Linked DNA regions of Homo sapiens: all the other regions are linked to region 1. The links are chromatin loops, found by intact Hi-C in ENCODE. Cell type or tissue: PC-9. All regions are shown on one strand.

Region 1 (8,000 bases):
AGGAACACGCCTGCAGTCAACAAATTTGGGTTTATTATGCTTGCTGTGGCAAGGGAGGCCACACAGCACGGGGAAGCCAGGGCATCTCCAAAAGCAGTGTTAGTGCTGGTATCGGATTTGGAGAAAGATTTAAGGAAGTGTGGGTTTGCTCTGGATGTGTGCTGTCAGAAAGCGGGGTGATTGTATGGTTCAGTGACTCGATCCCTTTATATCTACAGCTGTGATTGGGGGCGACGCAGCAGCAGCTGCAGGAGACATTCTCATTTGTGTGGGTGGCCCTGAGATGCGTGTTCAGGACAGCTGCTGAGTGGTGTTGCTTTTGACTTTAACCTTCTTAGGCCAGACGTGGTGGCTCATGCCTATATACCCAGCACTTTGGAAGGCCAAGGAGGGCGGATCATCTGAGGTTGGGAGTTTGAGACCAGCCTGACCAATGTGGAGAAACCCTGTCTCTACAAAAAATACAAAATTAGCCAGGTGTGGTGGCGCATGCCTGTAATCCCAGCTACTCGGGAGGCTGAGGCAGGAGAATCGCTTGAACCTGGGAGGCGGAGGTTGTGGTTAGCCGAGATCACGGCATTGCACTCCAGCCTGGGCAACAAGAGCAAAACTCCGTCTCAAAAAACAAAACAAAACAACAAAAAAACCATATAAACAAACAACAAAAAAACCATATATATGTGTGTGTGCGTATATATATGTATATGTGTGTATATACATGTCCATATATGTATATATGTATGTATATGTGTATATATATGCATATGTGTGTGTGTGTGTGTGTGTGTGTGTGTGTGTGTATATATAGCCTTGTTGTAATTCCTCATGTCCTAGCATGCTTCTGTTTGAGTGTATTTGGAGGGGTGTTACCTGGATGAAATTCTAGGAGATGCCTCTGCTTTTCGGGCTGCCCATGTAAAAATCATTCCATTCCATAAGGGGATGCTTCTAGGGAGCACTCAATAGTGTGTATTCACCTCCCCCACCCCAACCCTCCCAACCAACCTTCATTCTTCTTTTCATTCCTCTTTTCATCCTTTTCTCTGCTCTCACTTGGAGGGCGCCTGCCACATGTAGGCACAATCAGAACACCCCAGGCAAAGATGATTTCCCTTCCCTTTGGGTACACTTACTGGCAAAGATAAAATATATTCTCTAGATTCAAAGAGATATTTGTGCACCCATGTTCATATCAGCATTACTCACAATAGCCAAAAGGGGGAAGGAACCAAGTGTCCATGAACAGAAGAACGGATGACAAGATGTGGTCTCTCCAGACAATGGAAGATTCTTCAACCTTAAAAAGGATGGCAGCCTGGGTGCGGTGGCTCACATCTGTAATCCCAGCACTTTGGGAGGCTGAGGCAGGTGGATCACTTGAGGTCAGGAGTTCGAGACCAGCCTGGCCAAAATGGTGAAATCCCATCTGTACTAAAAATACAAAAATTAGCCATTAGCCAGCTGTGGTAGTGCACGCCTGTAATCCCAGCTACTCAGGAGGCTGTGGCAGGAGAATCGCTTGAACCCAGGAGGCGGAGGTTGCAGTGAGCCGAGATCGTGCCATTACACTCCAGCCTGGGTGACAGAGCGAGATCTCCGTCTAAAAAAAAAAAAAAAAAGGCCACACGTGGTGGCTCACACCTGTAATCCCAGCACTTTGGGAGGCTGAGGCAGGCGGATCACGAGATCAGGAGTTCAAGATCAGCCTGGCCAACATGGTAAAACCCCGTCTCTACTAAAAATACAAAAATTAGCCAGGCATAGTGGCACACACCTGTAGTCCCAACTACTGGGGAGGCTGAGGAAGAAGAATCATTTGAACCCAGGAGGCAGAGGTTGTGATGAGCTGAGATCGTGCCACTGCACTCCAGCCTGGGCAACAAAGTGAGACTCCATCTCAAAAAAACAAACAAAAAAAAAGGATGGCATTCTGACACATGCCACAATGTGAATACACCTTGACAACATTGTGCTCAGTGAAATAGGCAGACACAAAAGGACAGACACTGTATGATTCCACTTATATGAGTATCTAGTCAGATTCATAAAGACAATGTAGAACAGAGGTTTCCAGGAACTGGGGGGAAATAGGAATGAGGAGCTTAGTGTTTAATGGGGGCAGAGTTTCAGTTTGGGAAGGAGAATAGCGTTCTGGAGGCTGGGCGCAGTGGCTCACGCCTGTAACCCCAGCACTTTGGGAGGTCAAGGCAGGCGAATCGCTGGGGCCCAGGAATTCAAGACCAGCCTGGGCAACATGGCAAAACCCTGTCTCTACAAAAAATTAGCCAGGCATGGTGGCATGCGCTTGTAGTTCCAGCTACTCTAGGGGTTAAGGTAAGAGGGTCATCTGAGCCTGGGAGGTCGAAGTCGCACTCCAGCCTGGGTGACAGAGTGAGACCCTGTCAAAAAAAAAAAAAAAAAAAAGCTGGCCAGAGTTCGAGACCAGCCTGGCCAACATGGTGAAACCTTGTCTCTCTAAAAATACAAAAATTAGCCAGGTAGGGGCCGGGCGCGGTGGCTCACGCCTGTAATCCCAGCTCTTTGGGAAGCCGAGGCGGGCGGATCACGAGGTCAGGAGATTGAGACCATCCTGGCTAATAGGGTGAAACCCTGTCTCCACTAAAAATACAAAAAATTAGCCGGGTGTGGTGGCAGGCGCCTGTAGTCCCAGCTACTCGGGAGGCTGACGCAGGAGAATGGTCTGAACCCAGGAGGCGGAGCTTGCAGTGAGCCGAGATCGCGCCACTGCACTCCAGCCTGGGCGACAGAGAGAGAGTCTGTCTCAAAAATAAAATAAAATAAAATATTAGCCAGGTGGAGTGGCGGGCACCTGTAGTTCCAGCTACTTGGGAGGCTGACGTGGGAGAATCACTTGAACACAGGAGGCAGAGGTTGTCGTGAGCCAAGATTGCACCACTGCGCTTCCAGCCTGGGTGACACAGTAAGACTTTGTCTTAAAAAAAAAAATAGTTCTGGAGATGTATGGTGGTGATGGTTGCCCAACAGTGTGAAGGTACTTAATGCCATGAAACCGTACAGTTAGTTGCGATGGTAAATTTTACATGTATTTTAGCACAATTAAAATATACGTATATAATACATCTATCTATGCATCTAAACCAGATGCTGCGAGACAGGAAGAGGAGCTGGTGAAGGCATGCAGTGCTGGAAGGGTCCTGAGGGGGACGGTCCCTGCCTAGGGTCCCCTGCGCAGCCTGGGAAGGCTGGCCACTGCTGTCTGCAGATGAGCTGGTTGTCCCGGCTGTCCTGGACTCCCTAAAGGCAGGTGCGCACACAACCACTAGAGGGCAGCATGGGCTGGCGAACGGGGAGCCCGGGCATGAATGATTTCAGGGTTCACACGGGTCCTCAACTTCTCCAAACTGCAAGAGGGGAAGGGTCATTCCGGCCCACGCACCACGCAGGGTGGCAGTGAGGCTGAGAGGAGAGAACAGATTGCAAAACTAGAAAGTGTCCAGCCTGGGCCAGGCACGGTGGCTCACGCCTGTAATCCCAGCACTTTGGGAGGCAGAGGCCGGTGGATCACCTGAGGTCAGGAGTTCGAGATCAGCCTGACCAATATGGTGAGACCCTCGTCTCTACTAAAAATACAAAAATTAGCCGGGCATGGTGGCGTGTGCCTGTAGTCCCAGCTATTCAGGAGACTGAGACAGGAGAATCGCTTGAACCCGGAAGGCGGAGGTTGCAGTGAGCCAAGATCATGCCACTGCACTCCAGCCTGGGCGATAGAGCTAGACTCTCTCTCAGAGAAAGACTCTGTCTCAAAAAAAAAAAAAAAAAAAAAAAAAAAAAAAAAAAAAAAGAGAAGGAGACCAAGGTGCAACTTTCTTCGGTTGTCCCGAATCCGGGTTCATCCCACACCAGCCACCTCCACCATGCCGTGAAGTTTGACCCCAGAGAGATCAAAGTTGTATACCTGAGGTGCACTGGAGGTGAAGTCGCTGCTTCTGCGCTGGCCCCCAAGATCGGCCCCCTGGGTCTGTCTCCAAAAAAGGTTGGTGATAACATTGCCAAGGCAACGGGTTACCGGAAGGGCCTGAGGATTACAGTGAAACTGACCATTCAGAACAGACAGGCCCAGATTGAGGTGGTGCCTTCTGCCTCTGCCCTGATCATCAAAGCCCTCAGGGAACCACTAAGAGACAGAAAGAAACAGAAAAACATTAAACACAGTGGGAATATCACTTTTGATGAGATCGTCAACATTGCTTGACACACGTGGCACCGATCTTTAGCCAGGGAACTCTCTGGAACCATTAAAGAGATCCTGGGGACTGCCCAGTCTGTGGGCTGTAATGTTGATGGCCGCTACCCTCATGACATCATAGATGACATCAACAGTGGTGCTGTGGAATGCCCAGCCAGTTAAGAAGCAGAAAGGAAAATATTTCAATAAAGGATCACTTGACAACTGGTGGAAAAAAAAGAAAAAGAAAGAGTGTCCAGCCTGGGCAATGTGGAGAAACTCCATCTCTACTAAAAATAGAAAAATTAGGCAGGGCCAGGCGCAGTGGCTCATGCCTGTAATCCCAGCACTTTGGGAGGCCGAGGCGGGTGGATCACCTGATGTCAGGAGTTCATGACCAGCCTCAACATGGAGAAACCCCGTCTCTACTATAAAAATACAAAATTAGCTGGGCGTGATGGTGCATGCCTGTAATCCCAGCTACTCGGGAGGCTGAGGCAGGAGAATTGCTTGAACCTGGGAGGCGGAGGTTGTGGTGAGCCGAGATCACGCCATTGCACTCCAGCCTGGGCAACGAGAGCGAAACTCCGTCTCAAAAAAAAAAAAAAAGAAAAAAAGAAAAATTAGGCGGGCGTGGTGGTGAGCACCTGTGGTCCCAGCTACTTGGGAAACTGAGTTGGGAGATTCACCTGAGCCTGGGATGCAGAGGTTGAAGTAAGCTGAGATCGCACCACGCCACTGCCCTCCAGCCTGGGCCACAGAGCGAGACCCTCTCTCCAAAACAAAACAAAACAAAAAACTAGAAAGTGAGTGATATGGCTGTGGAATTGCTGCCTCTGTCCTAGAGACACGCCCTTTTGGAGGGAGACCTGTGTCAGCAGACTGAATTCTTCATTGGCTCAAACCCCCACCTGCTAGGAGGGGCCCACCTGGAAGTCCCCATGCTGCTACCCTGCAATTCCATACCTGGGAACCTGGGCACAGTAAGCACAGAATCAGAGCTGGGACAAAGGACAGCATGGTGCACTGGGAGCCCTGAGCCTTTCTGATGGTCACCCTGTCCCCAGAGGCCCCTTTCCCGAGGGCACACCCAGGTGTGAACTTCACCCAGCACAGGCCACAGGCCAGCCCCTCCAGGGCAACCCAAGCCCCTCCCTACCCTGCTAGAGAGACAAATGGTGGGAACCGGGAATTGAATGGGGGGATGGGGAGAGGGGAGGAGGCTGAGCTGATGAGGAAGAATTGCAGGGACTGAGAACATTTTCCAAAAAATGTTCTCCTCACTTTAATGTACAGTTTATGTAACAAAATAATCTATGAAGTAGCAATTTTGACATTGCCAAAGAGGAGGAAGCTGCACATCAGAGAGCTGGTATAACTGCACAAGGCCGCACAGCAGAGACAGGATCAAAGCAGGTCCAGTGAAAATTCTATAGTCCTCCACTACAGACCCACTTCAGAAATCCATATTCTAGAATGTTTCAGAACCCATCGTGTAACACAGGTGCCAATGTCCAACTGAAAAAACCTTTAATGTCTGGAGCTCTGCATCTCTGCATCTTTTTTTTTTTTGAGACACAGTCTCACTCTGTTGCCCAGGCTGGAGTACAGTGGTGCAAATACAGCTCACTGCAGCTTTGATGATGTCCTGGGCTCAAGCAGTCCTCCTACCTCAGCCTCCCAAGTAGCTGGGACCCCAAGCATGCACCACCACACCTGACTAATTTTTTAAATTTTTTGTAAAGATGGGGTTTTACCATGCTGCTTAGGCTGATTTGGAACTCTTGGCCTCAAGCAATCCTCCTGCCTCGGCCTCCCAAGTGCTGGGATTACAGGAGTGAGCCACCGTGCCCAGCTAAGACCTGCATCTTTTTTTTTTTTTTTTTTTTTTTTAGAGATGAGGTCTCTCTATGTTGCCCAGGCTGCTCTTGAACTTCTGAGCTCAAGTGATCCTCCTGCTTTGGCCTCCCAAAGTGCTAGAATTACATGTGTGATCCACCACGCCAGGCCAAGACCTGCATCTTAAGAGGGGGAGTTTAGACTGCAGGCCTCTTGCTTGTAAGTGACATATAATTTTCCCAATCCATCCAGAAAGGTCCTTGTATCCTGTATGACTCATACTAATTCTCAGAGAGTGAGCATCAGATTAGAGAGACTCTGGAGTGTACCCTGCTCATAACCTTCCTTCTGCAGAAAAAAATGTATGTGATTCAGTGGAAAATAATGCACTATCTACACCCAGCACACCCTTCCTGGTTATCAGATTCTAGCCTTTTATTGTCTTTGAGCGACTTTACAGCTCTGTAAATTATAGGTAAATGATATATTGCCCTGTCTAGTAGAGGTTCTCCCTCGCTTTCTTGTTGAAAAACCAGTTTTCATTTGCACATTCATTTCAATATTCCTGACCTATGAATGTGACTGTTCTTAGCTGTCCCCCCTTTTTTTTTTGAGACAGAGTCTCGCTCTGTCACCCAGACTGGAGCAGAGCACAGTGGCATGATCTCAGCTCACTGCAAGCTCCGCCTCCTGGGTTTAAGCGATTCTCCTGCCTCAGCCTCCCAAGTAGCTGGGATTACAGGCATATGCCATGATGCCCAGCTAATTTTTGTATTTTTAGTAGAGACGGGGTTTCACCATGTTGGCCAGACTGGTCTTGAACTCCTGACCTCAGGCAATCCACCTGCCTCGGCCTCCCAAAGTGCTGGGATTACAGGCGTGAGCCACTGTGCCCGGCCCTTAGCTGCCCTTTTGAGCTGGTTATAACATCACCTGGCTCCCTTATGAGTTAAATAAAATGGCTAATACCTATTCATTTTCTATCTGTGTGGGAGTCATGATTTTACCTTCTTTTGAAAATGAAAATGACCTTGCAACGCTTCCTTCATCAGGTGTTTATGACAGCTCCTTTAGGCCAGAGGAGGTGGTGGGGTCCCTTGCAGGGCATCCCATGAGGTGGAATTAAGAGCAGCTGGCCGGTGGCCTCTGTTCCCCAGAGTGGTCTCTGAATGGGAAGGGAGGGGAGGGGAGGAGGAAGACAGGAGGGAGGGGTTCTGCCCAGTGGATGGGATAAGGTCTTAGCAAGACCTAGATTCTCGGGCTGGGTGAAGTGGCTCATGTCTATAATCCCAGCAATTTGGGAGCCGAGGCAGGAGGATCACTTGAGCCCAGGAGTTCTATTTCAGCCTGGGCAATAGAGTGAGACCCCATCTCTACAAAAAAAAACAAAAAACAAAAAACAAAAAAAAAACTAGACTCTCTCTCTGGTTAAGCTCCTAGCCAGCTATTTGACCTTGAGACACAATGTCTTTAAGTTTTGAGGGTGAGGAAGGGTGTCAAAAACTGACATTTATTTCCTGAGCTCTTGTCTGTCTTGTCTGGGGTGAGGCTGGAGAGGTGGGATGATTGACTACGCTGAACAGGAAGCTAGGTTTCAGGAGTTAGGCAGCCTGCCTGGGATCGAGACTCCTTGATGAGGATACTGACAGTAATAACAACAGCAGCAGCTACCATTTCGTGGGCATGCATATGCCCATATGTATTATCTCATTTAGTTCCCACTGCTGCCTGGAAGGAAGGAATGATCTATGATCCCATCGTTCACACAGGGAGACGAAGGCTCAAGGTCACACCACATAGATTCCAGCTCTATATTTAGCCAAGTCCTAAACCCTTTATTCCACTGCCTTAGCCTCCTAGATGAGACAGGGCAATCCCTTGGCCACTGAATTGCTTTTTTCCTCACCTACAAAACAAAGAGAATTATTACCTTGATCATACACGTAAAGGAATG
Region 2 (8,000 bases), 200 kb after region 1:
TCCCTGAGGGTCCTGCCCTCCAGCTGCCCTTGGTACCCACAGATGGGCCGAAAAAGCCCTGATGGCAACATCTCCCCATCCCGTGTCCCCTGGCCCGACCCCACTTCTAGGAGACCACCATGAAGCCCAGCACCCGCCCTCTGTCGTGGCCTCAAAGTCAGGCTTGCCCTCCCAGCACCCTGGCCCAGGAGGCCTCCAGGAGCACCTCCAGCCAGGCTCCAGGGGATATTCCCACCCCTCCTCCCCAGGGCCAAGGCCGCATGGTGGGGTCCCCAGATGAGAGGGTGGGAGACCTCAGGGTTCAGGGGCCTCTGCAGCTGTCCAGCTCTTCCAGCTGATGGTCCCACATCTTGGGAGCAGGCTGATTTCATGATGGGCTGGGGGCTTCTCAGGATTCCACAGCCCAAATAGCGCAAGGGTCCAGGGCCTCCAAGACCACCAGGAGCATGTGGCACCCAGGCCATACCCCAAGACCATGAGGCACGCAGTGAGTTTATGGTCCCCCCAGCTCTTCCCCAGTGGCCCTGCATCCTGTGGGGCCGGAGGAGCCAGGGGCTGCCAGACCCTCATGGGGCTGGTGAGAGGGTGAGTTCTAGCCAGGGCCTGACCTGGGACGTGGGGTTCTCCATGGATTTGGAGTTGGGTTTCCTTTCCTGCCCTGGAGGAGACAGAGGCACAGGGACTGGGGCCAGTTCCCACAGAGCAGGGCTAAGGACAGTGTGTCCACCAGGAGTGCAGGGAGGGGAAGGTGTAAGGAGCCCTGGACACCGCCCAGTGTTCTGCACTTGGGGAAGGGTCTTCAGAGGGCCCTGGAAGAGGGAGGTTTTTAGGGCAGCCCAGAGGGACCTGAGCACCTCTGTTCCTCCCATCAGGACAAGGAAGGGCTATGCATTCAGGGTTCCTCATTAGGTTGGTTGCTTTGGAGCTTGATCAATGGGGTAAGGAGGCACAGGGAGACCCTGGCTCAGGGACCCTCCTTGCCCTACAGGGCCCTGCTCTTCGCCCAGGGGTCCGGTTCACCCCCAGCACATAGGAGGCACAGGCAGATATCTGCAGGACACACAAGCAAAGCCCTCTGCCCAAGAGGGGTCATCCCACGGCAGAGGCTGGGACTCAGGCCCAGCCTCATGGGCAGACTGGGCCAGGACCCACTTGGGAGGGCTCAAGGAAGCCTCAAGTCCTGGGGAAGCCCCTCTCTCCAGAAGCCACATCCCCACTGAAATGAGTGCTCCCCCATGAGGAGCTGCAAGACCTTGTCTGACCCAGCCTCCTGAAGGGGTCTGATGACCCTCATGGGAAGGGTCAGTGACTGGGGGACTGAAGCCCCAGTGGGCCCGGCTCGAGCCACCAGCCCCCAGCCTGGAAGGGCCAGGTCCTCCCACACCTGCTGTCCCCACAGATCTCTCTCGGGCTCACCCTGAGCCTTTGGGACGTGTATTTGCTAGAAGGGGAACAGGTGTTGACGCCAATGGCACGCACTGCCTTTAAGGTTCAGAGGAGTAAGTCCACGTGTGCCCAATGGGGACTGGGGAGCACAGGGGTCAGACCCTGACTGGCCCGGTGGCAGCTTCCTCACACTGTCCCCATGATCCTCTTCTCTGGCCCAGAGGGAGGTCTGGCTGGGTAGGCTGGGCAGGGAACAGTGACATACCCCCTCCTGTGGGAGCCCATCCCCTACATGACCCAGATGAAAGTCAGGAGTGTGGTGAGCACTTCCCTGCTCAGGCTGCCCCCTAGCCACAGCCTCCTGTGCACATCTGGACCCCTGGGGTGGCCACAAAGGGATCCGGCACTCCCCAGTGGGAGATGCTGAGGTAGTAACGGGGTATGGGCTCTGACCCCTCCCAGGGAACACTCCTAGCCTGATGCCTACCCTGTCCCTAGAGCACCTCGTGAAGATATCCAGGTGTGGCCGTGGGCATGTTTTCAGGACCAGTTTTCCCATACCTGGGCCCTGGATGATGATGCAGTTCTCAGACACCCTTGGGCCTCTATGAGGAAACAAGGAAGCCTGGGGACCTGCCACCCCCAGGTGGCCTGCAGCACCAGGTACCCTCCCGAGTCACCCCCTGGGGCAGTCAGTAGTTGGGGAGTGCCCAGGACCTCCAACACTACTACTTGGGCCTTCCTCTTCGCCTTTTCTTCCTCCTCTTCCTCCGGACTCTAAGAAAGTACAATAGGCCCCCAGGTCCTCAGGGCAGGTGGTCAGTTTGTGTGTACCGGACGTGCTGTGCAAGCAGGAGGGGGATGTGCGCAAGACTCTCCAACAAGCCCCCTCCCACTTTCCACCATGTCCCACTCTCCCCTTCAAAGGGCCCTCAGGGTCATTGGAGGAACCAGATCCATCTATGGGACTCCCCACCCCTCCCTGCGAGCACTGACAGCCTCAGAGAGCAGCAGAGGCTCCTCACTCCTGAACACCCCTCCAAGGGTGCCAGGACAACAAGCCTTGAGCCAGAGAGACAAGGGAATCTATGTCCCTGATCCCCGACCAGGGCGTTTAGTGGGTGGGCACAGGGGGGACCCCTGGCCCAGAGCCAGAGCCAAGAGTTCAGCCAGGTGTGGGAACGGTCAGTCCTGGCATGGACTGGGCAGCCCAGGAGGGCAGAGGGGGCTCTGTATCTGGGCTCTCTCACCCACCGTGGAAACAGGTCTCCATGTGAGGTGGCGAGGGGACTGGGTGACAGCCAAGGCCCCTCCCACCTGAGTTCTGACTGGAGGCTGTATCCCAGGCTCAACAGTCCTGGGATGACGGCATGGGGCAGGAAGCCCCCAGCCAGCCTGAACTCTGGGGGAGGGCAGTCCCAGGAGCCACCTGCTGCACCCCGACAGCTTCCCACCACAGGAGGCACAGACCCCTCCGTCTGCGATCAGCAGCCTGCAGGTGTGTCCTCAGTGTCAGACCACAGGGGCTACACAGAGACCCTGAGGACTCCAGAGACCCAGGCAGGTGGAGCCCGGCCAAGAAAGGACTGCGTGGGCTCACTGGAGATGCTGACCACGTCTGTTTCTTTCAGCCAAACCTGAGCAAGGGTCCTTGGCACCCAGGCCTGGGCTGGCTTCACCTGGCAGGAAGACCCTCTGGCAGGGGGACAGGCAGGCCCCTCCTGGCCCAACAACTCGGTTCCAGTGGCCCATTTGGCCAGCTTCCCCGCCATGGGTGGCCCGTTTGGTCAGCTTCCCCTCCATGGGTGCCTCGTCCTTTCATACCCTGTCCTGATGGGACTATCTGTGAGGCCAAGGCCCAGTGGCACGAGGGGGCTTCCATGGAACCTAGGGCAGCAGGCCATTCTCTGGGGGCACCGGGGACTGAGGGTGTGCCCAGCCTGGCCCTGGCTCAGGGGGAACCTCAGGTTTCCTGGAGGTTCCTCCAGTGGAACTCCATGCCACGGCTCCATCCCTATGAACCTGGATGTGGGGGGCCCTCGTTGCCCCCCGTTATGATTTTGAACAGAGCTGCTGGGTCCAAGTCCCTTCCAAATGTGTCCTGGACAGCCCCAGGACCATGGGACAGCCTAGCCCAGGAAGCCCATGGGGACCCCGAAACCAGGCCCTGCCCAGGCCCATCAGGACTAAAAGGGAGGTCGGGAGATACCCCGACTGCAGCGTGGCACCTGTGTCTGGCCCGCTCGGTGGTCAGTGACTGGCAAGTCTGGAAGGGGTCAGGGTGGCACCCCGCAAGCTGCACCACAGCCCCAGACACCTCGGAAAATCCCGTTCAATGGGGAAGCCAGTCCCATCAAGGCCACGAGAGAGAAAGGTGAGCATGGCATCCCCGCAGCCCCGGCCAGCCAGCAGCATGCCTGGGGCCTCTGTCCCAACCTGTGGGACAGTGTCCCCCTCCCAAGGCACAATTCCCAAGCCAAGAGGGGTCTGGACTAGACCCCAGCCCTGGGAAGTGAGGGGCACCAGGGGTGTGGTGGGCTCCCAGCTGCAGTGAGCATGACCATGCAGGGGACCCTGGCACTGCGGAGCTCTGCACTGTCACAATTCACCTCGCAGAAGCTGGGTGAGATCCCGAAGCCTCGCAGCCACTGCTGGAGCCACAGCAGGCGCCCCCACCACGTGCCTTCCAGCTGCTGGTGCAGGCTTTCCTGACAGCAGGGCGCCCTGCAGCCCTCGCCTCAGCAGCTCAGACTTGGAAGGTATCTGTGGCTCAAGTTCCCAGTGCTCCCACCGAAGAGAATTACTACGGAGGATGCTCTGGGTCCTGAGTCGAGCAAAATGGCACGCCCTATGGATGCAGCCTGCTTCTTTCCCGGCCACCACGCCTGCTGGATGCGCCCACCGAGCAAGTGGTCTTGAGACGGTCATGGGGACGGAAGAGGTTCAGCATCCTGCACGGGCCCTTACCAAGGCTCACTAGGCTGACACCATGGCTGAGCGCCCTCTCTATTGACAAGAGACTTGCACCCAGTCCCTGGGATGGACCAGCTGGCCACCTGCTGGCAGGCTGGTCACACTGCGGAGGGGGCTGAGATTGGCTTTCACTGCACTGACCCATAATGTGGACATGGACCTGCTGGCCCTGCAGGGCACACAGCACTGCTTCCGACTAGGGGACCCCATTCACAGCTAGAGACATGCAGCAGTGTGTTCCCACCTCAGGGCCTTGGCTCTGCCACCTCTACTTGGAATGTTCTCAGTTCCCTCCAGGCTTCTAGAAGCATCTAGGCCAGGGCTCATGACTGGATAAACAACCGAATCCCCACAACCCAAACAAGCTTTTCATTCTCATTTTATTTGGTGTTAAACTTAAGAAAATGTATTAAGACATGACTTACATCCCTGGTAAGTGTGCAGCTCGAAAGACATTCACAGATGGAACACACCAGCCCCCAGATCACAAAGCCAACCATGGCCAGCCCCTCCAGCGCCCCCGGCCCCACAACCAGTGTCCTGACTTCCGTTGACACCATGAGCCTGTCTTTTGTACTTTACACTCATGGAAGGATAAACACTTTCACGTTTTAAAATAAATGTTTACTTTTGAAATGATTCTAGATACACAGAAAAATTGAAAAGACACTGTAGTGTACTCTACACCTTATACCCAGCTGCCCCTAGTAATGACATTTTGCATTACCATGGCACATTTGTCCAAACTAAGAAATGTGGGCTGGCTGTAGTGGCTCACACCTGTAATCCCAGCAATTTGAGAGGTTGAGGCAGGTTCACTTGAGCCCAGGAGTTTGAGACCAGCCTGCGCAACACAGGTAGGCCTTGCCTCTAGAGAAAAGTAAAAAAAAATAGCCAGGCATGATGGCGTGTGCCTATAGTCCCACCTAATCAGGAGGCTGAGGCAGGAGGATTGCTCGAGCCCAAGAGTTCCAGGAAGCAGTGAGCTATGATCGCACCACTGCACTCCAGCCTAGGTGACAGAATGAGAATTTATCTCTTTAAAAAAATTAATTTATCTTGGGTGCAATCCTGTTAACTAAATAATAATGTTAACTATTATCTAAAGTTATTAACGCAGTAATTATATTAACATAGTGAAATTTTTTCAGATTTCATCCTCTTTTGCCTAACTTCTTGTACCTGTCCTGGGATCCCACCTCAGACTCACCCTCTGCCTTTAGGTCACTTCTCCTTAGCTTCCTCCAGAGGCTACAGCCAAACACACACCTGGGCTGAATAGTAGAGCTGGTTGCTGCTGGGTTCCAAACCTCTGCAACATGTTACTGTACTAAGTACTATAGGCAATGGTAACATAATGGCGGCTATTTGTGGGCCGGGCATGGTGGCTCATGCCTGTAATCCCAGCACTTTGGGAGGCCGAGGCGGCTGGATCACCTGAGGTTAAGAGATTGAGACCAGCCTGGCCAACGCGGTGAAACCCCGTCTCTACTAAAAATACAAAAAATGGCTGCCCAGATATCTGCTGGGCATGGTGACGGGCACCTGTAATCCCAAATACTCAGGAGGCTGAGGCAGGAGAATCGCTTGAACCTGGGAGGCGGAGATTGCAGTGAGCTGAGATCGCATCATTGCACTCCAACCTGGGCAACAAGAGTGAAACTCTGTCTCAAACAAACAAGCAAACAAACAAAAACAATGGTGGCTATTTGTGTATTTAAACACAGAAAAGGATCATAAAAATACAGTATAAATGATAAAAAATGGTACACCTGGCCAAGTATGGTGGTTCATACCTACAATCCCAGCACTTTGGGAGGCCATGCTGGGAGGATCACTTGAGCCCAGGACTTCTAGACTAGTCTGGGCAATATAAAAAGACCCCATCTCTTTTGAGATATCAATTTTTAGAGATGGTGCACCTGTATAGGGCAGTTCCATTATAATCTTATGGGACCACCATCCTATGTGCATTCTGGCATGGACTGAAATATCATTATCTGACATGTGATTGCATAAGTAATCTAGAGATGATTTAAAGTCTACGGGAAGATGTACTTAGGCTATATGCAAATACTGCACCATTTTATATCAGGACTTGAACATCTGTGGATTTTGGTATTTGTGGAAGGTGGTGAAACTGATTCCCCTACACACACCGAGGGACAACTGTAAATCTTCCGGGCCCCATAGAAGGCTCAATTCCCTGCACCCCCACCCCCAGATAAGCATTCTAAAGTGTTTGTTCACTTTACCTGCTCATCCGTGAGCCAGAGGGTTCCATCAACAGCTTGGGCTGTCTCAGAGAGACCTGGATTCAATCCCATTCAGCCACTTAGTGTGTCACTTTGGACAAACCATGTAACTTCTCTGAGCCTCAGTGTCCTCATCTGTAAACTGGGTTGATCATGGTCCTTACCTCACAGGGCCACTGTGAGATGAAAGCTGACACCGCGAGTGACACCACTTCTCTCTCCCTCAGACTCAACAGGAAGATGCCTTTGCTGCCCAATGCGAAGGTTATGGGGAGGACGCGAGGCCCCAAGGTTCCCCTGTCCCAGGAGCATAAACCCTGGATTTTTGCTTCCAGAAACAACCACCTCTAGGATGAGGATGGCTCTCAACTCCCCAAAGCCTGTGCTACCACCCCACAAAGGCAGCGTCTTCAGCAGTGGGGAAGGGGCTGCACTGCGCCAGCCTCACCCTGGCCACTGTCTGCCCTCATGAGTCAGAGCCCAGCTAGGTCCTCAAGCAGAGCAGTGCAGAGTCCGGCCCCAGTCCCAGGCTCCAGGCATCCCTGCCACCCCCACCTGCCCCCACCAGCTGCCTCCATCCCTTAGCCCCTGCTTCCCTCCTTCCCAGCTCAGGATGTCTTAGCTCCTTACATGTCCCCATCATCTGTCTCCTCAAGGGGAGTGCAGCACAAGGGCAGGGAACTCGGCCAGTCTATGGCTGAGTCTCCGGTGTCTGGGAGAGATTAGAAGCTCAACACATACTTGCCCAGTGTCTGTGTGCATTTCATCAAGCAGAAGACAGCTTTGGAAATGAGAAGAGACCCTCCTGAGGCGACAGTCCTTAGCTGCCATTTCTCAAGTATTCTTGGCGTGCCACGCACTAAGCTGGACCATGGACATGCGAGCTCTGGAACCCGTGAGGTGCTGTCACTCATGCACAGGTGGGTTGGCTCAGCCCTGGTGCAGTCACATAGCTCCCTGCTAGCTGAGCTGAAATTGGAACCCATTCAGTTTGGCTCTTGCACTGCACAATGGCTCCCCAGCTCCTCTGAGTGAGAACTAAAGCCTTGCAATGCCCTCAGGTCATTGAACCTGGGACTTCTCTTCCTGAGCTGCCTGCCGCTCTTCCCTGCTCACACCAGGTCAGATGCAGACCTCCCCTCTGGGCCTGAAGCATATCAATCATGCTCCTGCCTCAGGGCCTTTGCACAAGCCATTCCCACTGCCCGGAATGCTCCCTGCCCAGATATCTGCTTGGCTGACCCATCACCTCCTACAAACCTTGCTCAGATCTTGCCTCATCAATGAGGACAACCCTGGCCATGCGTCTAGAGGGCGTCCAGCACAGAGTATGTGCTCAATACACAGGTGAAGAAGGAAGAAGGAAGGGATGGAGAAGAGAGAGGT
Region 3 (8,000 bases), 260 kb after region 1:
TTGCACAGAGCTGCCAGCCCTCCTTCTATGATGGCACCGTCATTGTCAAGAAGCTGCCATACCTGCCACGGATTCTGGGCCGCAACATCGGGTGAGTGGTGCCCACCTCAGGCTGACTGAAGGGGGTCACAGTGTTTGGGAAGGGCTGGGGTGAAGGGCACCTCGAAAAAGAAACGCCACCGTAGCTGACCTCGGACATGGGGGCTGACACACAGCTGTGCTCTGTTCTCCACTCTCCCCAGTGCCCCGGGTGACCTTGGGCAAGTCCTTGGCCTTGAGGCCTCAGTGTCTGTCTAGGGGTCAGCTGGGCTTCACAGCAGGAGGATGAGTATTGCCCCGTGTACAGATTGAGGAAACCGGGGCTCAGAGAGGTGCCGTGTCTTGCTCCAGGTGACACAGAGAGTCAGCACCAGATCCGAGAGGTCTCCTCCCCTCTCCCCACTCCTGCTGTCCTTGCTGGGACTTTGGGAGCAGGAGGTGGAACGAGAATGGAAATGGGCTTTGAGGTCTTCACTCAACCAGATAGGACCAGAGCAGCTTCTGGCACCAGAAAAGCAGACCAAAGAGGCTCTGAGAGTCCCTGGGTCTGAGGCCCCGCTGAAAACACAAGCAAGCTGCTGCCTTGCTCTGAACCCGTTTCCCTATCTGGAAAATGGGGCTGCTTACCCCAGTGGTTTCCAGACTTTCAAGTTTTTTTCCCTGGGGGAGGCATATACTTTTTTTTTTTTGAGATGGAATCTCACTCTGTTTCACAGGCTGGAGTGCAGTGGCACAATCTCAGTCACTGCAACCTCAACCTCCCAGGTTCAAGCAATTCTTCTGCCTCAGCCTCCCAAGTAGCTCAGACCAGGCATGTGCCACCATGCCCAGATTATTTTTGTAATTTTAGTGGAGACGGGGTTTCACCACGTCAGCCAGGCTAGTCTTGAATTCCTGGCATCAAGTGATCCACCTGGCTTGGCCTCCCAAAGTGCTGGGATTACAGGCGTGAGCCACCGTGCCCAGCCGCATATACTTTTTACTCAAATTAAATCCTCCAGGGAAGGCTGCTGGGTAAAACAGGCTAAAGTGGAGCTGGTCTGGGGGACACGGGGGTCCAGGGGGCTGGGAATTCGCAACTGGGTCATCGGCGATGTGGTCCCCAGGTTTCCTCTCACCGTGGGTTCTAGGAGTCCCTCATTCCAGGAACCTCTCCGGCCCTGCCCACACTCCAGAGCCGTGGGTCCCCGGTTCAAGCAAAGCTCCCCACAGATCCCCCTGCCAGCCTGGGTCTCACATCCCTGACTGTGGGGCCTGATGGGAGCCCCTCTGCCTGCAGTTCCCACCGCGTGAGGGTGGAGCACTTCATGAACCACAGCATCACCACACTGGCCAAGGACATGCCACTGGAGGAGGTGGTCAAGGTTGTGACCTCCACAGACGTGGCCAAGTATCCCCTGGTGGAGAGCACAGGTGCCCAGCCGGAAGGGAGGAGGAAGTCGGGGGTAGGGGATGCCCTCTGCCTCCTTCTTGAACCTGTCAGGCAGACAGGATCTGCATCCAGGCTCTGTGACTTAGCAACCAACCGTGTGACCTTGGGCAAGTCACATCACCTGAGCCTCAGTTTCCTCATCAGTAAAATGGAAATCATGGCCACCCTCCCTTGGGGTGGTTGACATGTCTAAAGAGAGTCGGCCGGGTGCTTGTAAGGCAGTCCCTGGGCAGCTGCTGGGGTAGGAGCATGGGGACACCACCAGGGTCTTCCGGAAGCTTCCCTTCAGGCCTCCCTTTAAGCATTCCCCAGATGAGTCCCCTCCTCCAAATCCTTGTTGCCACAAGGAAAACATCTCTTTAGAGACAAAAGCATGGTGGCTCTTGTTAAAAGGCATGGAACTCACTTCTTGCAGAAACCTTAACTAGAGCGTCATTTCCTGTGGGTACAAGTCCAGTATCTGCATTTAGAAGATAAGGCGGGGTTGGGGGGTAACCCTGCTCACTCAAGGCTGCTGTCAGCCCATGTGTCCCCCTGTGCAAGTGAGACAAGCTGCACACCTGGCAAGCACACCACAGCTGGATTTTGGTCTCCACTTGCACTTTGGGCAGGCACCTTGTGCAGTGAGCAACCTGTACAACCATATGGGTCACCCCTATGCCCACCCCAAGAGGGATAAGGCCATTTATGAGCTAAAGAACTGTGAGTATACCACTTAAGCTCTATGTACTGCATTTTCATCATCTTGAAAGTAGGGATCAAGAGAGTATAGGATTGCCAGACGTTCTCACTCCAAATGCTAGGCCCTTCTTTCCCCCACTAACTGGAAGACCGTTAGCATTATGCTGTGGAATATGCCAAATATCTCATCTGAAAATGTTTGCATTCGGATGACCCCACCAAGAGCCTTCACTTCCTGGATCAAAGAAAGAACTAGCCTCAAAGACAAAGACAAAGTCCTCTTTTACCCTCAGAGCCACAGCAAAGTGCTCCAACCAACACAGGCCCAGGCTGTGGGACCCCACTGCTCACCCAAGAAATAGCCTTCAGTGTTCATTTAAAAGGGAAGGGGGACATTTATATGTCTAGGTGTCAAGTTTTTATTCCACTCAACAGAAAGCAAAAACACCAAGCTGGGCCCTCAAAACTAAATATCCGACAATGCCATTGATGCCCCAGGGCCAGAGTGAAGTTGCCAAGGCCCCAGCACACAGTAGGACCTCAGAACACAGTGTCCTCCTGGGTTCACACCTTCACTGTGCTGCGCCAAATGTGAAGCCTCTTGGGAAATGAAGGAGAAAGCCCAGCCCTGACACACAGACTTCATCGTGCTGGCGTCCCTAGCTTGCTCCTGTCTTGAGGCCTTGCAATGTGGGGGATCTCAGTGGTGGCCAGGGTCCCTCCTGGCTCCCTGGCAGCCTCACTCAGCCATCCTCAGCTACCACACCTGAATGACCTTGGGCAAGACAATTAGCCTCTCTGTGCCTCTGAGCCAAAGTTTCCTGTCCTTTATAATGGGTGACAATAGTCACAATAGCCCCATAGGAACACCAGAACAGTTCTTGGCTAAGTAGGTGCTAAGTAAATGTGAGTCCCTGTTTCCTCCTAATGTGCCTCCCTCTGGCTGTCTCTCCACTTGCCAGAGTCCCAGATCCTGGTGGGCATAGTGCGAAGGGCCCAGCTGGTGCAGGCCCTGAAGGCTGAGCCTCCTTCCTGGGCTCCTGGACACCAGGTGGGTACTCCTGAGGGGCATGGGGATGGGGCGGGGGTGGGTCAGCAGGAATGGGAGGAGAGGGGCCCGCTGATATCCTGAGGGAGAGGTGGTCAGAGAGAGGCATCCTGGGGAGGCCAGCCCTGCACCTGTAACCCTTCCCCACCCCCAGCAGTGTCTCCAGGACATCTTGGCTGCAGGCTGCCCCACAGAACCAGTGACCCTGAAGCTGTCCCCAGAGACTTCCCTGCATGAGGTAACGGGGAGAACTGGGGAGTGTGACACATGAGGCCTCTGGGTGGGGGAAGAGCTGATGAGGAGCTCACGCTCCAGCCTCCCCTCCCAACCCCGCCCTGCCCGTCTTATGCTGCTTCCTGCTCCTCCTGGGCCAGTGTCCTCATCAGCAGACTGGGCAAAGAAGCTCCTGCCCTGTTGCCCCTCACTGCCAGGGTTGTGGGGATGATGCAGAGAGATGAGGGAAGTGGGAGAGTGGCAAATGTAAATCTCTGGGTGGAGAAAGACAGTGGAGTTGCACCAAGGCACACGTGCGCTTCAATTTCAGGTCCACCGCATTCTCCCTGTGTGATCTTGGACAAACGACTTAACCACTCAGGACAGAGCCTGGCACACGGGTTGGGGAGGGGCAGAGGCTGACAGGGGACCTGGAGATGGCCCCGCCCCCTCTGTGCTGCTGGAGGGTGCTGGATATTAGGTCCTGTTTACCTGCGGCCCCGCCCAGACCCTTGCATGGACTCTGGCATCCCCCAGTGGCCACATTGGACATTGCAGGCCTGGGTCTCTTGTCTCCCACACACATCAGGCCCCGCCCCTCTTCCTGGCTCAGAGGCGTGGTGGAGTGGGCTAGAGGGTGGGCTGGGCACCTTCTACCCTCCAGTGTTTCCTAACATCCCCCATCCAGGCACACAACCTCTTTGAGCTGTTGAACCTTCATTCCCTCTTTGTGACGTCGCGGGGCAGAGCTGTGGGCTGCGTGTCCTGGGTGGAGGTACCAGGGTCCCGGGGGCAGAGCAAAGCAGGGAACCTATGCCTGAGAAGACTGGGGAGGTGGGGAGGTGGGGTGGGGGGGACACCAGCATGCTCCCATCCAAACCTGGGGGGATTCAGAGGATACTGATGAGTCCCTCTTCTTGGCCCAGATTGGCCACTGGGCCTGGCTCCCCTACCTTGTTTTCTGGCCAGTGGCCAGCCTGCCCCTCTCGGCCTCAGTGATCCCATCTGTGCAATGGGGTGGCACAGGCTCTACTATTTACCCAGAAACCACCCTTAGGGGAACCAAAAATGCTGGAGCCCCCCTCACAACCTCCTCTACATCCCCCCGCACCTCCACCCCCTTTCTCTGTTCTAGATGAAGAAAGCAATTTCCAACCTGACAAATCCGCCAGCCCCAAAGTGAGCCGGCCCAGCAAGATGAAACAGGGCACCCCAGCTGACCTGGTACTGAGGTTGGGCTGAGACCCTGCTTCTCTTCCCCCATCACCACCTGCCCCTCCCTCCAGCCCAGCTCCATTCTTTGGCATAACAGGCAACTTTAACCTAGCCCAGAAGAGGATGGCTCATCCTGGGTGGGACGATGGCTCCTGCCTTGAAAGACAAAAATCCCACCTTGGGCAGAGCTGAGTGTGAGAAGATGGAAAACCAGTATCTGCCAGTTGCTCAGTGACTGGCCATCACATTAATGAATGATGAGATTGGAGTACACTGTCACCAAGGGCAGGCACAGATGCCTTCTGGGGTTGTCTGGTTCCCAGTGAGAGGCTCCTGAGAAAAATAAAGCTGGTTCCCAGAGCTGGTGTCCATCCCTCATCTCAGCTGCAAGGTTGCTGGTCTGGGACTGGAGCTCCTTACCTGCGCTGGCCCAGAGTGAGTTTCCCGTGGTCACGTGGGCACTGCAGGCTCGGGCCCCTGGGCTCCTCCTCATGCTCCATTTCTTGGCAGGGAGATGCCAGGGAGAGAGGGTCTCCCACCAGGTCTATGATGCTTGTCCTCATGGATAAGCAGGACCCTGTGTTGCTCAAGCCCTAGTCTCCTGCTTGGCTGGGCCACAGCTCATAAAGCCAGGACCCAAGTGTGGCTCCTTGGGGAGTCCACAGAGCCTTAGGCATCCTCCATGGGCCCTCTCTGGCTGGGTGGGAGCAGGTTGACCAGCTGTGTGAGCATTGGCAGTAGGGACCTTCCCTGACTCCCTCCGGACTCTGTCCAGGGGCCCAAGGTCACATCTTCCCCAGCAGAGACCAGGCCAAGGTCATCCAGGGTGAATCCACCACTTTAATGTCCTCAGAGAACCTTGAGTGAGATGGGAGGGAGCCGCAAGGAGGGGGAGTGGGCTCCCAGGGGTGAGGAGCAGGGGACACGGAGGAAGCAGGTTCAGAGAGGGAGGGACAGACAGACAGACACTCCAGAGAGACAGATGTCCTGGGTGAAGAGAGCCGGGGAGCAGGTGCTTAGCTACCAGAAGTGGTCACCCCACCTTTGCTGGGGGGCAGACACAAGGAGGGAGTTGGGAGGGACTGAACCCCAGGTACAGGCAGGGTTCCCAGACCCCACTGTAAGTGGGTCTCAGTTCTCTCCATGGCTGTCCTCCTGGGGGCCTGGCTGTTGCTCCTCTGGGCCAGGCTGCCCTGGTGTCTCTGAGAGTCCGTGAGTTCCCTGAGGGCAGACACCCTGCAGGGGAAGGTGCCCACCTGAGTGAAGTAATGAAGGGGGAGGGGGTTATGGCTCCCACTGCTGGGGCAGGTCCACCGAGGCACAGAGAGGCCACCATGAGCACTGGCCCCATCCCTGCCGCACCTACCCTGTGCCTACCCGAGGGGTCAAGGGATGCCCTGCCCTGGACCCCGGGGTCCAGATATGCCTGGGCTGCCCACCAGGCGAGGTCATGGTGAGAGCAGGTGCTGGACCAGCACAGCCCCCACCTCAGTTATAGAACACCTCGTCCTCCTCCCAGAGGGAGCCGCTGTCCATGGAGGGGAGGGAGCCCGGGGGGTGGGTCCCACCCTCGGGTCCTTGGGCCCCGGGCAGCCGCCGCCGATGCTGCAGCTCTGGGCTGGGGGGCTGCGGGATGCCAGCGGTGCTGGGGGGCTCCTCAGGTGAGGGACAGCTGTCAGGGGAGGGGCTGGGCGAGGAGAAGGCCTGAAGGCTGTCATCCTGTGAGGGGCCGCTGGGAAGGCTGTCCTGAAGGTAGATGCTCTCCAGATCTGGAAAAGCAAGGGGGTGATGGGGGAATGGCGTCCCAGATCCAGCTCCTCGCCCTCTCTGGGGGTGTGAGAAAGGGCAAGGGGCAGAAGACCTGCCTCCAAATCCAGCTATGTGACGGCCGAGCCTTGTGACCTTGGTCAAGTCACCAAAACTCTGAGCCCCAGCTTTCTCCTCCAGGCAGTAAACGGAGGAGTTAAGAGTGGGCTTGGAGCCAGCCTGTGCTCTCTGAGAACTGGGACAACCAGTGCTCCTCTGGGCCTCTGTCCCCTCCCCGTCCCTCTTGGGGCAGGAGGACTAAGTGCAGGCTTCCCCCAGGGCCAAGGCTCCTTGAAGCCCTCAGTAGTAACCTGGGCTTCTAGAAAGGTGGTTGCTCGTGCCTGGTGCTAAGTTTCAGATCCGGCTCTGACGCTTCTAGCTGTCATTTGGAGTAAGTTTCTGAACGTCTGAGTGCCTCTGTTTCCTTATTTGTAAAATGGGGACAACAAGACCCACTCCCTAGGGCTGCTGTGAGGATTCTGTGAGGTGCCTCGTGCACAGCCCTCGGTGTGGTAAGCGCTCGATTCCCGCCCCCACTGTGCTCACTCTCTCCTTCCTGCTCCTGGCACTGCCGGGCAATGGGCAAGGCAAGGATCACTGCCCCATTTTGCAGATGAAGAAACTTAGGCTGAGAAAAGGAAGGGGCTTGGCCGAGGTCACACTGCCTTTGGTGATGGGCAGCCATCCAGAATCAGCTCCACTCTGCCCACCCCCGCCCCCTGGACCCTCTGGGCTGTACCTTGGAGCTGGACGATGCCTTGGGGGCTGTTCTCGGGGTGCAGCTCCTCTTCGTCCAGCGAGGACCAAGCGCTCAGTGTGGCCTCTGTGATGGCAAACTGCTCGGCGACCCCTGGGGGAACAGCGAGATCCAGCTCAGGGGGGCATGGGTGGGGACGGCCTCAGTGCCTGATGGAGCTGCTCCAGGACAGGCGGGAGGGTGGCCACCTCTCTGGGCTGCCAATCCACACCCCAGTGGTCAAGAGTGCTCACTTAATACTCACCCACCCTATGCCATTATTTTTTCCTGCCCAGACAATGCCCATGCAGTGATCTGGGCCCCCAAGGACCCAGCTTCACCCCCACAGAGCCCTGGCCAGTCCCCCTCCTCGCTGACCTGCAGCAAAGCGGGCCTCACGCAGCTCATCCGGGAGGCAGCAGTAATGCTCGTCCTCAGCTGGGGACAGCTCCCAGCCTGCCGGCTGGGCACTCCAGCCCTTCCACTCGATGAGGTGGGCCACGCGGCCTCGGGCCATGGCCGTGGGCTTTGTGATGTGGTCCTTGATGCTCTGCACCACCCCTGGGGCATGGAGGGCATCTGGGTGACTGTCCTGACACAAGGCTCAGCGCAGGGCCTGGCCCCCATGCCTCAGGCCCACCCAGTGGCCTGTACCCCACATTCCCTCAGTGCACCATGATCTCCATCAGTGCCCCCACACCTCCCCAGGGGCCTGTACCCATCTAACTCCTCACGCCCTCCAAAGCCTTCTGCTCACTCCTGCCCTGAGCCCTCCGAGCTCTGTGGCCCCCTTCCCTTAATGCCCCCACCCACTGGCATCCACATTTCCT

Evidence for each region. Peaks named below come from ENCODE experiments on the same cell type or tissue, not always from the same donor. Only the 100,000 strongest peaks of a DNase experiment are listed, where the experiment ranks them.
Region 2: it touches region 1 in a loop (16-fold over the local background); 70 of 110 quality-filtered maps call a loop at or near these places.
Region 3: it touches region 1 in a loop (22-fold over the local background); 50 of 110 quality-filtered maps call a loop at or near these places.

The regions. Positions count from the first base shown.
Region 1 is chr1:15,788,900-15,796,899 of GRCh38, forward strand. It overlaps the pseudogene RPL12P14. Among named protein-coding and RNA genes, the nearest start is that of UQCRHL, 15 kb to the right of the region's middle. RefSeq lists an enhancer at 2,878-3,378. In PC-9, CTCF peaks have their summits at 3,325 (motif pointing right) and 3,529; a DNase peak (open chromatin) is centred at 6,482; H3K4me3 peaks cover 384 bases; H3K27ac peaks cover 4,367 bases.
Region 2 is chr1:15,990,279-15,998,278 of GRCh38, forward strand. It overlaps the pseudogene TBC1D3P6. Among named protein-coding and RNA genes, the nearest start is that of SRARP, 10 kb to the right of the region's middle. RefSeq lists an enhancer at 3,618-4,458 and a silencer at 4,365-4,514. In PC-9, CTCF peaks have their summits at 4,393 and 4,596; no DNase peak of the experiment used is centred here.
Region 3 is chr1:16,052,321-16,060,320 of GRCh38, forward strand. It overlaps CLCNKB (chloride voltage-gated channel Kb), which reads left to right. Exons shown (of 20, transcript NM_000085.5): 15 at 1-91; 16 at 1,319-1,452; 17 at 3,115-3,203; 18 at 3,355-3,438; 19 at 4,102-4,188; 20 at 4,549-4,988. The coding sequence ends at 4,596. It overlaps FAM131C (family with sequence similarity 131 member C), which reads right to left. Exons shown (of 7, transcript NM_182623.3): 5 at 7,549-7,731; 6 at 7,174-7,284; 7 at 5,449-6,397. The coding sequence ends at 6,117. Among named protein-coding and RNA genes, the nearest start is that of CLCNKB, 13 kb to the left of the region's middle. In PC-9, CTCF peaks have their summits at 3,944 and 4,148; DNase peaks (open chromatin) are centred at 3,511 and 3,921; H3K27ac peaks cover 1,868 bases.